Regions from separate parts of the Homo sapiens genome. Here region 2 is linked to region 1. Evidence: read pairs that join two places in POLR2A ChIA-PET (ENCODE). Cell type or tissue: OCI-LY7. All regions are shown on one strand. Each heading gives the region's core, and the rest is flanking DNA. Links, peaks and the distances in the headings are about the cores only. Region 1 has its middle 5.0 kb from the start of RAC2. Region 2 has its middle 12 kb from the start of TMPRSS6.

What was found. Peaks named below come from ENCODE experiments on the same cell type or tissue, not always from the same donor. Only the 100,000 strongest peaks of a DNase experiment are listed, where the experiment ranks them.
Region 2: POLR2A ChIA-PET joins it to region 1 with 6 read pairs; 8 of 35 experiments call an interaction of 5 or more read pairs at or near these places.

The regions. Positions count from the first base shown.
Region 1 is chr22:37,246,547-37,251,921 of GRCh38, reverse strand. No RefSeq gene overlaps it. Among named protein-coding and RNA genes, the nearest start is that of RAC2, 5.0 kb to the right of the region's middle. In OCI-LY7, for the core only: no CTCF peak of the experiment used is centred there; no DNase peak of the experiment used is centred there.
Region 2 is chr22:37,119,193-37,124,567 of GRCh38, reverse strand. No RefSeq gene overlaps it. Among named protein-coding and RNA genes, the nearest start is that of TMPRSS6, 12 kb to the right of the region's middle. In OCI-LY7, for the core only: no CTCF peak of the experiment used is centred there; a DNase peak (open chromatin) is centred at 2,187.

The DNA.
Region 1 (5,375 bases), core at 272-5,271:
CCAGTCTGGGCAACAGGAGTGAAACTCCGTCTCAAAAAAAAAAAAAAAAAAGAACTGCAGTAATTGAGGCAGTGTTTTACCGGCTTGAGGGTGGACCAAGAGTCCAATAGATGGAGAGGCTAGGAAAAGACTCATGCACTTATAGACTCTTGACATGTGATATGATTTGGATCTGTGTCCCCATCTAAATCTCATGTCAAATTGTAATCCCCAACAGTGGAAGTAGGGCCTGGTGGGAGGTGATTGGATCATGGGGGCGGAGTTTGCATGAATGGTTTAGCACCATCCTTCTTGGGTACTGTATAGTGAGTGAGTTTTTGTGAGATCTGGTTGTTTGAAAGTGTGTGGCACCTCTCACCCCCTTGGTCCTGTTCTTGCCATGGAAGATGTCTGTTTCCACTTTGCCTTCCACCACGAGGCCCCCCCAGAAGCAGATGCCACCATGCTTCCTGTGCGGCCTGTGATACTGTGAGCCAGTTCAACCTCTTTTTCTTAGTAAATTACCCATTCCCAGATATTTCTTTATAGCAGTGGAACTGTGAGATGCGAGATGGCTTGACCACAGCTTACTGGGCAAAAAGCAGGCAGAGCTACTCAATAAATGGTTCTGGAACAATCAGTCATGGAGATAATGATGTTAAATACATATCACACAGGCCAGGTGCGGTGGCTCACGCCTGTAATCCCAGCACTCTGGGAGGCCGAGGCGGGCAGATCACCAGAGGTTGGGAGTTCGAGATCAGCCTGGCTAACATGGTGAAGCCCCATCTCTACTAAATATACAAAATTAGCTGGGTGTGGTGGTGCGTGCCTGTAATCCCAGCTACTTGGGAGGCTGAGGCAGGAGAACCGCTTGAGCCCCGTAGGCAGAGGTTGCAGTGAGCTGGGATCATGCCACTGCACTCCAGCCTGGGTGACAGAGTGAGACTCAGTCTCCAAAAATAAAATAAAATACAATAATAAAAAAATACATATCACACAAAAACTAAAAACAGTCAATAATCTCACCACACCCTAAATTCCGTCTGAAGTGTGTAAAGACCTACTCATATTTATTTTCTTTTTTCTTTCTTGAGACAGGGTCTCACTCTGTTGCCCAGGCTGGAGTACAGTGGTATGATCATGGCTCACTGCAGCCTCGACCTCCCAGGCTCAAGCGACCTGCCCACCTTAGCCTCCTGAGTAGCTAGGACTACAGGCATGCACCAACACATCTGGCTAATTTTTGTATTTTTTGTAGAGATGGGGTTTCACCATATTACCCAAGATGGTTTCAAACTCCTGGGCTCAAGTGATCTATGTGCCTTCATCTCCCAAAGTGCTGGGATTGCAGGCATGAGCCACTGCACCTGACAAGACCTGTTTATGAAAAGCAAAACTTTAAAAGAAAATGAGGATATTCGTCTTCATGAAATTGGGGGAAGGAAAGGAATTTTTAAGTAAGATTCACTCCAAAAAACACAAGTCATTATGATGCAGGGCAGGTGAGCCTCCAAATTGGGGCTTAGCTTTGGAAGGTTCTTGGGTTCTCTCAGGAAGGAATTCCGTGCTGAGCTGACGGTGGAAGAAAACAGCTTTATGGAGGTGGCAGTGTTACAGCTGCGCGAGTGCCCCTGCAGAGTAGGGCTACCTGACGGGCAGTGTACTGAGAGCAGCAGCTCAGGGGCAGTTCCACCGTCATATTTATACCCACTTTTAGTCACATGCAAATTAAGGGGTGGGGTATTTAGAACTTTCTAGAAAAAGGGTGGTAGTTTCCGGGCTGTTGCTATGGAAAGGGGTGGTAACGTCCGGGTGTTGCCATGGCAATGGTAAACTGACATGGCGCTGCTGGGCATGTCTCATGAAGAGGTGCTTTCGCCTCGTCCCCATTTCTGCTAGTCCTCAGTCTGGTCTTGAGTCAAACCCTGCCTCCTACCTCAATTAGGAGAGAAAGTGGAAATTTGACTACATGCAGATAAAAATTGTGTCTATTAAATGTCACAACATATTAAAAGACATCCCACGGACTGGAAGAAAGTATGAAATGCCTCTAGCAATTCAAATGAAAATCAGAATATGCAAAGAGCTTCTCCAAATAAATGTAAGAGAAGGATAAATACTGGGCCTGGCACAGTGGCTCACGCCTGTAATCCCAGCACTACCTGGGAGGCAGAAGTGGGTGGATCACCTGAGGTCAGGAGTTTGAGACCAGCCTGGCCAACATGGTGAAACCCCATCTCTACTAAAAATACAAAAATTAGCCGGGCATGGTGGCGTGTATCTTTAATCATCGCTACTCAAGAGGCTGAGGCAGAAGAATCGCTTGAACCTGGGAGGCGGAGGTTGCAGTGAGCCGAGATCACGACATTGCACTCCAGCCTGGGCAACAAGAGTGAAACTCCATCTCAAAAAATAAAATAATAAAATAAAATAAATAAAATAAAATAGATAAATGCTCCAATAGAGAAATGGAGAAAAGTGAAGAAAAAGCAATTTATGGAACAGGAAACACAAGGTCCAGTAATCACTTACAATGATGCTTAATACCACTGGGAATCAGTTAATATAAATTAAAACCTCAGTGAGATGCCAATTCACACCCATCTAGCTGGCAAAAGTATGAAGTCTTACAGGCCAAGCATGGGCTGGGAGTAGACGAGGAGGCCCCTGGAGATGGGCGTAGCACTGTCCGTTGAAGTGCAAGATATGTGTGTGTATGCTAAACCTCACACACCAGCCCAGGAGCACATGGATGTTCACAGCAGAATCGTTTGTAGTGCAAACATTGCAAGCCACTTACAAATCCTGGCCCGGGAGATGTAGGCTGCAGTGAGCCATGATTGCACTCCAGCCTGGGCAACAGAGTGAGACCCTGTCTCAAAAAAGGAAAAACGAAATAAATATGAGTAGGTCTTTACACACTTTGGACAGAATTTAGGGTGTGGCGATATATTGACTGTTTTTAGTTTTTGTGTGATATGTATTTAATGTCATTATCTGCATGAATTGGATAAATAACATTTCAATACATTCATATACTGGAATATTTACCAGAAAAATAACTAAACTGGAACTCTAAGTTGAACATTTCCCAGCACACTGCTGGGTGGGACTGTGCCTCCCAAATTCGAAGGCCTGTGGTGAGGAGGAGGGAGCTGACTGACCCTGAGTGGCCCCAGAACAAGAGGTAGCACCTCTATGAGGACAATCCAAGGGAAGGATTTGGGCTGAAAATGAGGAAGGGTTTTCTAACAGGCCAGGCTAGCCAGGAGTGAAAGAGACTGCCCCTTAAGGGAATGAGCTCCCTGTCATTGAAGGTATGTAAGCAGGGACTGGGCAGCTGCATCATGGGCAGTGAGCCAAGCATTGTCTATCAATGGCACAAGGGTGGGTTGAATACAGATGGCCTTAGGCCCCTTCTAAGCATGCCCAGAGGCCTCGTGGTTCTGTGATTCAGTGAGTTTGCAAAGTGTAGTCAAAAGAGGATGGGACTAAATGAATAACCAAATGTGACACATCCCTGCGGTGGGACACTACTCACTAATAAAAGGGACAGACACACCATGACACATGTAACAACAAGATGAATCTCGAAAATATGCTGTGTGAAAGGGCCTTGGATGAGATGCCACACCGTGTGATGCCGTTTATGTGAAATCCTAGAAAACGCAAAGTAATCTACAGAGGCAAAAAGCAGATCGGAGCTTGTGTGTGTGAGCTGGGCGGTGGCTGGGGGCGTGGGGAGGGAGAAACAGGGAGAGGTGGGCTGCAGGGGGGTGCAAGGAAGCTTTTCAAAGTGATGGAAGTGTTCTGTGATGTTCTGTATCTTGGGAGGTTCCATGGGTGCATATATCTGTCAAAATGAATGGAATTATATGCTTTAAATGGATCACTTATTGTATTCAAATTATACTTCCACATAGATACTTTTTTTTTTTTGAGACGGAGTCTCGCTCGGTCGCCAGGCTGGAGTGCAGTGGTGCGATCTCAGCTCACTGCAACCTCTGCCTCCCGGGTTCAAGCCATTCTCCTGCCTCAGCCTCCTGAGTAGCTGGGACTATAGGTGTACGCCACCATGCCCAGCTAATTTTTGTATTTTTAGTAGAGACAGGGTTTCACCACGTTGACCAGAACGGTCTCCATCTCTTGACCGCGTGATCTGCCCGCCTCGGCTCCGAAAGTGCATATGGATACTTTTAAAAAAAGAACTAAAAGGCGAGGAGGGCTGGAGCAGAGGTCAGTGCCGCTGCATCATGGACTTGGTCACGTAGACTTGGGCCTGACTGCTGTCGTCCAAGTGGCTTCACTCCTCCATCTGGCCATCCTGCCAACCCTGGCCTGTCCACACAATCCCAGGACCACCTGCAGATGGGGGACATTCCCAGAGAGTGGTTCCAGGGCTCCTGTGTCATTCTCGGTGTGGGTTAGAGTGCTTCAGGGATAGCTTTCTGTTCTTCCATGTTTTGTATTCACTACAGTACCAAGCCCAGAGCTGGGTATTCAGGTGGTGTATCATTGATGCATGCAGAATGAAGGAGAGAATCAATGGCTTAAGCTAAGGAGAATTTTTGCTTGGGCTGCCCTGGAGAAGTGGCTTTCTTGGGAGGGAGGGCAGTTGCAATTTTAGGACCGTCATGGCCATGTACAGTTGAGTGGGTTGTGTACTGCAAAAAAAAAAAAAAAAAAAAAAAAAAGGCCGGGCGCGGTGGCTCATGCCTGTAATCCCAGCACTTTGGGAGGCCAAGGCGGGTGGATCACGAGGTCAGGAGATCAAGACCATTCTGGCCAACATGGTGAAACTCTGTCTCTACTAAAAATACAAAAAAATTAGCTGGGTGCGGTGGCACGCGCCTGTAGTCCCAGCTACTCGGGAGGTTGAGGCAGGAGAATTGCTTGAACTCGGGAGGCGGAGGTTGCAGTGAGCCGAGATCACGCCACTGCACTCCAGACCGGCGACAGAGCGAGACTCTGTCTCAAAACAAACAAACAAACAAACAAACAAAACAAAACAAAAAACAACAATCTCTGCTCTAGTAGGTGAACGAAGGATAAAACTCAGTATCTACACTGCTTTCCAAGTCAGGTGGCTGCACCCATTGGCTGTGCATTCCTAAAGAAGCGCATTATTCTTTTCTCTTCCCTTTTTTAAACAAAAAAATGTTTTATTCTGGAAGAATTTTAGATGTACAGGAAAGGTGCAAAGATAGCAGGAGTGTTCACATACATTTTCACCCAGTTTCTCTCTATGCTAACATCATTTGTGTAACCACGGTATATTTGTCAAAACTAAGAAATTACTATTCTTAACAATACTATCAAAAATTTCAGACTTGATTTGGATTTTACTACTTTTTCCACTGATGTTCTTATTTTTATTTTATTTTATTTTATTT
Region 2 (5,375 bases), core at 126-5,125, 130 kb after region 1:
CATTACTGACAGCTGAAAAAACAGACCAAGGAGGACAGTAAGAAGGGGCAAGAGAACCAATACTTCCACTCTACACATTGTGCCAGCATGGCCTGGGCGTCATCTCTCATCATCTGGAAACAACCTTGAGAAGCAGGTGCTTTATTCCCCATTTTGCTGATTAGGAAACAGGCCCAGGGAGGTGGAGCAACGCAGCTGATGGTTGGTAGCATCAGGATTCAAACTCAGGTACATCTGACTCCGGAGCTTTTGGCCCTTAGCATACAGAAGGCTACATAGGAGATAATTATACTAATGGGAAAATACCTGGTAAAATTTCATTCTAAGCTTCCTGGCAGTCAACTTCGGGGGGAAAATAAGATGCCATGATCCATTAGTGTGATTGTGGGAGAAAAAGCAAAGCCCTTTGATAGTTTGGCAGGTAGATGGGGCTGAACGGTGGCCAGGAGAGAAGGCTGAGGGCGATGCTGGTTGGTCAGGCCGAGGTGGTCTTACCTCCTCCTCCTCCGTAACTGCTGAGCCCCTCCTACTGCCTCCACCCTCCAAGCTGGTCCAGTGTCCCTCTGGGCCAGCATTTCACTGGCTTCTCCCACCCCCACCCTGGTGACCTCCGTGCCACAGACCTGACGCCATCACCTCTCACTCGTATGCCTGCTCAGCCTCCTCCTCGGTCTGCCTGTCCCCACAGCCGCCTGCCCCTCTGATCCTTCCACCTCTGAGCCCTGCCAGGCTGATCTGGCTAAAGGTCGTATCTGGCCACACCACATCCTTGCTAAACCTCCAGTGACCCACTGTCATTTTCAGGATAATGGCTGAGGTCCTTAATGTGATCGTCCATGGCTTGGGGGACTTTGGGGAGGTCCCATCTGCTCTTATGCCTCAGTTGCCCCATCTGTGAATTGGGCAGGCAGATTGGATGATTTCTAAGTGCTCTCCTAGCCCTGACATTCTGTGGTTCCAGGTGCCACATGGAATATGGCTTAAGGCCTGGGCTACATGTATTTTACATCAAGAGTTCACGCTGGGGTTGGGGGGTGGGGATGAGAGTAGGGATTGCAACTGACTCATTTGCTTGGCACCTGCTGATCCCTGGGTTTGAAGTAGCCCTGCCCTGCCACCCAAGCTATCTACCCTCAGGTTCCTATGCATCCCTCAGAACCCCACTCAAGCATCTCTGCTTCTGGCAGGCCCTCTGATTTGCCCCCAAGTAGAGTAGATTACTTCCTCCTACTGTCCCCCTCCTGAGCTACCTCTGTTATAACCAACTGTTGTGCCGTGGGTCAGAGCCTGGGCTAGATTCTGGGGATCTAAGGGTGATACTAATAGCTTTGGAAGAACATCAGGTAGAGCCCCGTTAGCTCAAGACTTTAGTCAGAAAAGCCAGGCACAAGAAGACTCTGAAAGGACCTTCTAATTGGGGAAGGAGGGTGGAATGTTGGGTGGAGCTTTAGCAAGGGGGCTCAACTGGAACTCAGCTAGTTTTGGTTATAGTTGATTGAGGATGGTGCTTGGAAGAGAGAGGAATTGTTCTTGCAGATTAGCAGCCACTATTTGACAATTTGGGCTTTATCAACAGGCAGTGGGGGAGGGACAGCTTTGGGGTCAAGGATCTGTGAGAGCCACTGTGGAATGTTCTCGGTCCTTCAAAGTCTTCGAGAACTGCATGTATTGAGCACTTAGATGCGTCAGACTCTGTTATAAGCACATTGATCCTTCCACTCTCTGGAAGCATCCTTAACTCACTGGATCCTTAAGCAAATGCCATGAGGGAGGTACTATTCTTAGCCCATTTTATAGCTGAGCCTATGGCTCAGAGTGGCCAAGTGACTTACCCATGATCACACAGCTAGAATGTAGTGGAGCAAGTTGAACCCAGGCAATATTTAGCACCCACATGGCACAGCTTCTTACAGCTTCTAAAGGGTGTGCACCCCTGGTATCCCACACAAACACACAGTGACCTACCAAGATAGGAATGACAGAGGTTCTAAGTCTTGTTCCTCAGTAGAGGCCCAGAGGCCCTGAGGGGATGGCGGTGCCGTGTCCCGGGCCACACAGTGCGTTTGGTAGTGGGGGAGGGAGTGTTGATTAAATTTGAGCTCACCACCAGCACCTGTGACAGGCCTGGGACATCCCCTAGGCTGACTTGCTTAGAGACATTTTCCACCACCAGGGCTATGACACACTCGAGGCTCCCATCACAGAGCCTGGCAGAAAGTGAGGCAGGAAGCGCTGAGTGGTGAGAGACGCAGGTCGGGTAGTGGAGGGGGGAGTGCCCAGTCTACGATTCCAGGAAGCCAGGATGCAGACGGAGGGAGGAGCAGAGCTGGCAGACAATGTCTCATCTCCCATTCCTCTATTTACCTGGCCTCATGCTGGGCACTGGCCACAGAGAGGAGGCCGGCTACTGCTCTGTCCACAAAGAGTCTCCAACCTTGTCTGGGAGGGAGTGACTCTGGAGGACACATACAAGTAGACCAGCTGATCACAGCCCTCCTTCGGTGTGGAAGAAAATCAACCCGGTCCTGTGAGCACAAGCCTTGATCAGGAAATGGTGCCAGTGAACACTCTGGTGGAGTCTTCTAACCTGGGGAGGAATTGTGGAATGCCGTGCGGGGCTTTAGCAAGAGAGGCTGAGCCAGAGTTCAGGTAGTTTTGGATAGCTGCTTGAGGATGGTTCTTAGAAGAGGAAGGAATTGTTCATTCATTCATTTATTCATTCAACAGACATTTAGGAGGGCCTAGTACCTGCAAGTCACGGTGTTGGGGATCCAGCAGCGAGCAAAGCCCCCTTCATTCTACACTTTCAGCCTTTGTGGACACCTTGGGGCAGTGTGGCATAGTGGTTATAGCCTTAACTCTGGAGCCCCGCAGCCGGGTTAAGTACTGGCCCCCTCACTCTGGAGCCCCGCAGCCGGGTTAAGTACTGGCCCCCTCACTCTGGAGCCCCGCAGCCTGGGTTAAGTACTGGCCCTGCTGCCTATCAGCTGTGACTTTGGACAAATACCTAAGCTTCTCCGTGCCTCAGTTTTCTCATCTGTAAAAGGGGACAATACCAGGACTGTTGTGAGGATGAAAGAAATAATTGAATGTGGCAGGGTGCTGTGGCTTGCACCTGTAATCCAGCACTTAGGGAGGTCCAGGTGGGAGGATCCCTTGAGCCCAGGAGTCCAAGACCAGCCTGGCTAACATGGTGAGACCCTGTGTCTACAAAAAATATATACAGAAAATTAGCCGGGCATGGTGGTACATACGTGTAGTCCTAGCTACTAGGGAGGCCGAGGTGGGAAGATCCCTTGAGCATAGGAGATTGAGGCTGCAGTGAGCATTGATCGTGCCACTGCACTCCAGCCTGGGCAACAGAGTGAGGCCCTGTTACAAAAAAAGAAGTAAGTTAATGTAAAGTACTTAGGAGAGAAGAGCTAGCCGTGGGAGAGACAGACAGAGACAGGGCTGTGACCAGGGCAGCCAGGGGCCAGAGATGTGGAAGCTGCTGACTTGCTGGCTGGCCTTTTGGATACTCTGTTGCTGTGTTGGTGATGGCTGTTTGGGGCAGGGGATGAGCTGGACACCTGCAGGCTTGGTGTCTCCTGCCACCTCCCTGCCCTTTCCAACCTCCTAATCCTGACAGCTCATCTCCCTCAAGCACCTGGGTAGGTCTTGGGGGATGATGGTTTGAGATAAGGCCCAAATCTATGATGACAAGATTCTAGGAGGTGTGACAAATGCTGAAGGAAACCTATGAGGTCTTCTTCCTACCTCTCAAATCCAGCCGTGCTGGCTGCCACCCGCCTAGCTCAGGGCCGAGGACATTTTGTCCCTCCCAATTCTGTACCACTTGGCCCCTTTGAGCCTCAGTCTCTTCATCTAAAATGGGGTGAAGAAGTGAAATTTCAAAGGCCGGGTGCGGTAGCTCACTCCTGTAATCCCAGCACTTTGGGAGGCCAAGGTGGGTGGATCACCTGAGGTCAGGAGTTTGAGACCGGCCTGACCAACATGGTGAAACCCCATCTCTACTAAAAATACAAAAAAATTAGCTGGGCATGGTGGCCTGCGCCTGTAGCCCCATCTACTCAGGAAGCTGAGACAGGAGAATCACTTGAACCCAGGAGGCGGAGGCTGCAGTGAGCTGAGATCGCGCCACTGCACTCCAGCCTGGACAACAGAGTGAGACTCTGTCTCAAAAAAAAAAAAAGAAAAAAAAAAAAGATAGCCCACCCTGTGCCCAGTAACTACTGCTCATTCATTCTAATCTATTTATTGAGCTTCTACTATGTGCACTGGACTGTTCAAATTGGACATTTCGGTTTGAGAGAGCTCGGGTTGCTTGGAACGGGCTTGATGGTGGGTGGCTGGCCGTCCCCGGCCAACGGTCCAGTGATTCTCGTAACAGTGGGTGTAGGAGAGCACCCGTTACACTGTCAGTCCGAGCAATCAGCCAGGAACGGTACATGTTGGCGAGAGAATTCTATTGCTTGTAATTTATGCAAATATGAAACTAACAATGAAACCTTTGCTGCTGGGATCCCAAACTCAGATGCTGACAGGGACTGGGGTTTGGGTAGATATTAGCTGCAGTGATGAAATGCTGATGGTGTACACCCAGTAGATGCGGGCCCCGTTCTAAGTTCCTCACACAGGTTCTGTCAATCTTCACAACACTTAGGCTTACTGTCTCATTTTCTATATGAGGAAATGAAGGCCCAGTAAAATCAAATACCTTGTAGCTCAAGGGCATGTGGCCAAATAAGTGGTGGAGCCAGGACTCAAACTCAGGCTCCTGACTCTAGTAACTCTTTTTAACCCATGCAGTGTGATACAATAGGGAGTGGTGAGGTCTGTGTCAAACCGAAATTGCTCCAGGGCAGCCATCGCTGATTGTTGCCATGTTGGGGATCAGCTAGGTCATCTACTTTTTTTTTTTTTTTTAAGACAGAGTTTCACTCTTGTTGCCTAGGCTGGAGTGCAATGGCGTGATCTCAGCTCACCGCAACCTCAGCCTCCCGGGTTCAAGCGATTCTCCTGCCTCAGCCTCCCGAGTAGCTGAAACTACAGGCACGCACCACCACGCCTGGCGAATTTTGTATTTTCAGTAGAGACGGGGTTTCTCCACGTTGGTCAGGCTGGTCTTGAATTCCCGACCTCAGGTGATCCGCCCGCCTCCACCTCCCAAAGTGCTGGGATTACAGGCCTGAGCCACTGCGCAGGCCTGATCTTCTACATTTTTAAGAGAAGCTGAAAATTCAGTTTTTCCTGCAAAGTGTCCTTATTTTTAAATATTGGCCACTCATCTTTTAAAAACAGAAAACAAGCAAGCCAAGCAAAATGTGTCTGCACGGTAGAGAGGGAGGGAGAAAGGAAGAGCATCCTGCGGG